2 separate regions of the Homo sapiens genome follow, and region 2 is linked to region 1. A link is a loop called in an ENCODE intact Hi-C map of the cell type or tissue named here. Cell type or tissue: prostate gland. All regions are shown on one strand.

Region 1 (2,500 bases):
TGTCCTAGGCAATGGTGCTTTGTAGCTCCTTGGAGATGTCGCTGGGCGTCCTGGCAGGGGTCAGGCAGTGAACTGGGAGAGTGGTTGCCTCCCCAGCACCCGTGACCACCCTGGTCCTGCTCGTGTGGGAGATGCTCGGGCCGTGTGTGCGCCAGGGTCCGGGGTGCCGGGTGTATGTGGCAGTCACCTGACCCGCGCTGCCAGTTATCATCGGAGCTCATCCATGTGGCCAGTGAGGTCACAGGAGAGGACCCGGCCACAGCCTCTCAGTGGCCTGGAGCACACGGGGGAAGCGACCCCCCCCAGGTCCCGGCTCTGCTGTGGTCCCCTGTCCCGTCTGCCCCTGGAGCGACAGTGTGGTTTCGGCCGCAGCAGAAACGTGACTGAGAACGCATCCCCGCGATGACCTGACCCTTCTGCTCAGGGCTGGGACTGTCCCTAGGAGTTGAGCAGGAACAGGCATCTGTGGTTTACGGCGACCTGGCTCTCCGCGGGCCACGTGGGTGGTGAGGGCACACGAGTGGGAAGCGGCACCGACGTGTTTCTCCCCGACCGTGGCTTTGCCAAAGACTTTTAATAGCATTTTTTAAGTGCAAAACGTCTAGGTAAAAATCTTTATCATCAGTGACCAAATTAGAATGTATTTAATATAGTAGGTGGTTTAAGAACTGTTTTAACGTAAGACAAACTGATAGCAACATTCTGTTGTTTTAAAGGAAGTGGGTCCGTGACATTCTGCAGCTAGTCCACTACTCCAAGGTAACTATCGACTTGGTTTCAGTGAATCTATTTTGTTTTTAACTACAGTGATTTATTAGCTCAGTATCTAGAAATTACGTATATTTTGTGCTACTGTCATCGATGTGTAAACTCTGTTTTTATTTGTATTTATGCACTTGGTTCCCATTTGGAGCCTCTGGTCTTTTCTGGGATAAGTGGTGTCTGCCGAGACATCTCCCGGTTGTCAGTGGTCAGGAGCAGCTGAGCTCTAGTCTGCCAGCTGCTCTGCTCTTTCTGGGAAGGAGGTGGCGCCCGCCCCTCAGGGTGTCTCCAGGGCTCAGCTTCCGGGGTGGTAGAGCTGGGGAGCCCCAGGGGTGGGGGGACAGCTGGGAGATGGAGGTGGCACCTGCTCCCCTAGATCAGTACTGGCTCTGAGGACAGGTGAGCAGTGGGAAGACCAAAGAATGGCTGGCAGCGCTGCCAGGGTTGGAAATGGGGGCAAGATCCTGGGGCTGTGTGCCCTGGGGCCTCCCTCACCTGTCTTGGTGGCCATGGCCTCAGGGATGGCTCCTAGGTGGCTGAGGCACAGCAGTGGCTGGAAGGTGCCCCGTGGAGGCTGAGGTGGAGGCGCGCCCAGCAGCTCCCCCCTGTGGCCATGGCGGGCACGGGGCGTAGGAGCTGGCTGGCGGCCGGCTCTGCATGTTCTTGTTGCCTGTCGTCTGTAACTCTAGTGTTCGACATTCGCCGTGATACAGTGGTGTCACGACGTGTGTAACTGTGGTCAGCAGACCTTGTTCCGCGTGGACGCCTCAAGTGGATTAATTTCTGGAAGCCTCAATCTGTATGTTTGAGTATTTACATGAGAATGTTATTTGAATGGAATTTTCTTAACCCAGAAGGTAGTATTTATAATCATTTACTTGTAGCGAACTGTTTAAAGTTAACACTTGTTTAAATTTTTTTACACTATAGCATTTATGCAATGGTTTACAGAATTCATGGAGTTATTTTTATCAGTATGGGAATTAATTAAAACCTTGAATCTTTGTTTTGTCTGCTTCTCTGAGCACAAGCCTGGTCAGCTGGTCCCTGCGGGTCCTACCAGCCAGCTTCTCTGTAGGGCTCTCGGCCGCGTCCACCTCTGCTCTCCCACCACAAGGTCACAAACTCCCACGCAGTCCTGGGTCACCCCGCAGCTGCTCTGGAGACTTGGCTCTGGGCGTCTCGTGGCCCAAGTGCTCCAAGTTGGAAGTTTCTGCCAAAACACCAGGTGGCCAGTCCTCACCTGGACCCACAGGTGGCGAGTGTGATGGTGAGCCTGGCCCTCTCCCCACAGGTGACTCACCTGTGGGCCTCGTGTAGGGGATGCCGTGCTGGGTGAGCAAACCTTTCAGCCTTTTGATCTCCTTTGAGAGTTCTTTATGAGCCTACCAACCACAAAAAGAGTTCAAGGGAAAGCCCAGGTGCTGGAGGGCTACTGCGTGCCACCACCTCCCCCCAATACGGTACCTTCCTGCAGTTTTCCAGGGTCTCAAACCCCAAGCTGTCAGGACCTCCCTCCAGCTGGGTGGGTTCATTTTCTTCTGGGGTCTTTAAGTAGCCAGCATCCTCAAAAAGTGTCCTCAGCAACTTCTCATGGCCCTGAAGGTGGAGGATGCAGGGGCAGCACCCAGCTCCCAGCCAGGCCCACCAGGGGCCACCCCGAGCGCACGCTTACCTGGGGGGTGATCAGCTCATCGGCCAGGTCCTGCTCTACCTGGTCCCACTGCCGCTGCAGGGC
Region 2 (2,500 bases), 63 kb after region 1:
CTGCCATCATGCCCGGCTACTTTTTGTATTTTTGTAAAGACGGGGTTTCACCATGTTGGCCAGGCTGGTCTGGAACTCCTAACCTCAGGTGATCCACCCGCCTCGGCCTCCCAAAGTGCTGGGATTACAGATATGAGCCACTGTGCCCGACCCAACTTCATATTTACTCTCTGTTGTTTTCAAGACAGCAGAAGCTCCCTGAATGTGTGTTCATGCTGGGCCAGCACCGTGCTGGGGTAAAGGAGGATCCATTCCGGCCACCACCTCCGTCCTGAGCTGACAGGCCGCTGGGGAGATGGTCAGCAAGGGGGGAGTTGCTGCAGAGCCAGAGCCACACTATTGTGAGGACAGTGAAAGAGGCCCCAACACCCTCACAGGTCCGGGCAGCCTTCCTAGAGGAGGTGGCATTGAGGTGGGCATGGAGTTTCCGGGATGCAGCGGTGAAGGGTGAGGTCAGAGAGAGTGGGCCAGGGCGTGGTTCAGAATGGCCAGGCTGAGGGCTCAGGGGTGGGGGCTGCCTGAATCGAGCCCAGCAAGGAATTCGGACTCCCCCCTGCCGGCAGAGGGGCACCAGAGTAGGGTCTTCATAACACAAGCGATTGGCATTCTGCTTGGATCAGAGCTGTGGAGCAGCTGGGAGGGGCAGGACCCTCGCGGGAAACCTCTCAGCCGAACTCCTGCAGAAATCTGGGGTGTGGGGGCTCGGTGGTGTGGACAGGGCCACGCAGAGAGGTGGATGGAGGGGTACCTGGGACTCAGACTTGCAGGGAGTGGGAGGGCAGGGGGAGTCCAGGGTGACCCCCTGGCCTAGCGTTTGCGTGGCTGGGGGATGCCGGGTCCGCAGGTCTGGGTGGCCGAGGGTCGAGGGGGGAGCTCAGGTTGGGTCCTGCTGGGCTCCCGGAGCCTGGGACCCGGTGGAGTGCAGACCTGGCTGTCCCGGCTGGGCAGGTGCGTGAAGCCCCATGAGGAGGCGGCCCGGGAGGGGGCGGGCAGAGGCAAGAGGGCTGTGCCGGGACCCAAGCGACGGCAGCAGGGGTCAGCAGAGGGGCCTGCGGCGGGGTGGACGCTGGAGCAGGAGACCAGGGGAGGTTTGTCAACAGGGCTCCACAGACGGCCAGCCGGGCAGAGCTGCCGGGAGTCCGTCCGCCTCCTGGGCTGCCTGCCGCCCCCTGCTGGCCCTGCCGTGAAACGCTGGTGCCTCAGGGGACACGGCCATGGCCCTGGAGTGGGTGTCACCGTGGGGCCGCCCCCGGGAGGGGCTCTGCCTGAGCCTGTGGAGACCCCTCCAGGGACACCGGATGCCTGAGCCCAGAGCCGCGCCTGCAGAGTGGGCTGTGCTTGTGTTGGGGCACGAAGGACACGCTTTGGCCAGGACAGTGGGGCACTGACTGGTGTCTAAGATGCTTGAGGCAGGGCAGGCAGACCTGCAGTCACTCCTCTGCAGAGTCGCACACCGGGGCGTGTGGGCTCTCAGCCCTCACCCCACCCAGCAGGAGGGCGTGGGGAGGCGGGGCAGCGGGTTGGACCAGGTCTCCTGACATGGGGCTGCAGCCAGGTGGGGTTGGGCTCCTGGGATTCCCATGCGCGTGGACGGTGGGTCAGATGCTGTAGCCGCCATCTGAAGCCGACGTGTGAAACTTCAGCTTCTTAGCAAGGTAGACTGATGCTTTTTTTTATTTTTTAAGACTGAGTTTCGCTCTTATGGACCAGGCTGGAGTGCAATGGCATGTTCTCGGCTCACTGCAATCTCTGCCTCCTGGGTTCAAGTGATTCTTGTGCCTCAGCCTCCCACGTAGCTGGGATTACAGGCGCCCACCAGGCCTGGCTCATCTTTTGCATTTTTAGTAGAGATGGGGTTTTGCCATGTTGGCCAGGGCTGGTCTCCATCTCTTGACCTCAGGTGATCCGCCTGCCTCAGCCTCCCAAAGTGTTGGGATCACAGGCGTGAGCCACCACACCCGGCCTCCCGCGCGACCCTGGCACTGTTAAAATTTTTTTTTTTTTTAAACAAACTTCAGCTTCTTAGACGGGCTTTCAGGGCTACAGAAATCGCTCACGTTTTACACCCGCTTATGTAAGTGTGTGTGCGCTGGAGCGGGTGTACACAGGCATGTTCACTGCACCTGTATACAGGTGCAGGCGTTTCAGGGGGGCATTAGCTACACAGCATTTCTCAACCTTTTGGAAGCTGGGGTAATTTGGCTCTGAAACCTGTTCCCTGGGTCGTGCCCTCTTGCGGATCCAGGAGAGCAGGGACATTTGCCTGTGCGTTCACTGCCGTATTCTTGGTGTCTGGAGCAGTGCCTGACCTGTGGCGGGTGCTTAGTGAGTTATCCGTGCAATGAATGAATGAATCAATGAATGAATGAATGAATGAATGAACGAACCAGCCGGAACCTTGCTGGCCGTTGACTGAAAATGTCTGGATTCAATTGACTGAATCAAACAGACTTAGAGCTTGAGAGGGAAAAATTATTTCACTTAGAAAATAAAAGTTATC

Evidence for each region. Hi-C counts contacts between places; a loop is a spot of excess contacts. Peaks named below come from ENCODE experiments on the same cell type or tissue, not always from the same donor. Only the 100,000 strongest peaks of a DNase experiment are listed, where the experiment ranks them.
Region 2: it touches region 1 in a loop (3-fold over the local background); 23 of 110 quality-filtered maps call a loop at or near these places.

Annotation. Positions count from the first base shown.
Region 1 is chr16:1,362,472-1,364,971 of GRCh38, reverse strand. It overlaps GNPTG (N-acetylglucosamine-1-phosphate transferase subunit gamma), which reads right to left. Exons shown (of 11, transcript NM_032520.5): 8 at 2,438-2,500; 9 at 2,230-2,361; 10 at 2,066-2,147; 11 at 859-1,975. The coding sequence ends at 1,881. It overlaps UNKL (unk like zinc finger), which reads left to right. Exons shown (of 15, transcript NM_001372107.1): 15 at 1-1,767. Among named protein-coding and RNA genes, the nearest start is that of GNPTG, 12 kb to the right of the region's middle. In prostate gland, a CTCF peak has its summit at 1,375 (motif pointing left); a DNase peak (open chromatin) is centred at 1,351.
Region 2 is chr16:1,299,744-1,302,243 of GRCh38, reverse strand. No RefSeq gene overlaps it. Among named protein-coding and RNA genes, the nearest start is that of UBE2I-AS1, 1.4 kb to the right of the region's middle. RefSeq lists silencers at 898-947, 1,118-1,267. In prostate gland, a CTCF peak has its summit at 1,205 (motif pointing left); a DNase peak (open chromatin) is centred at 1,173.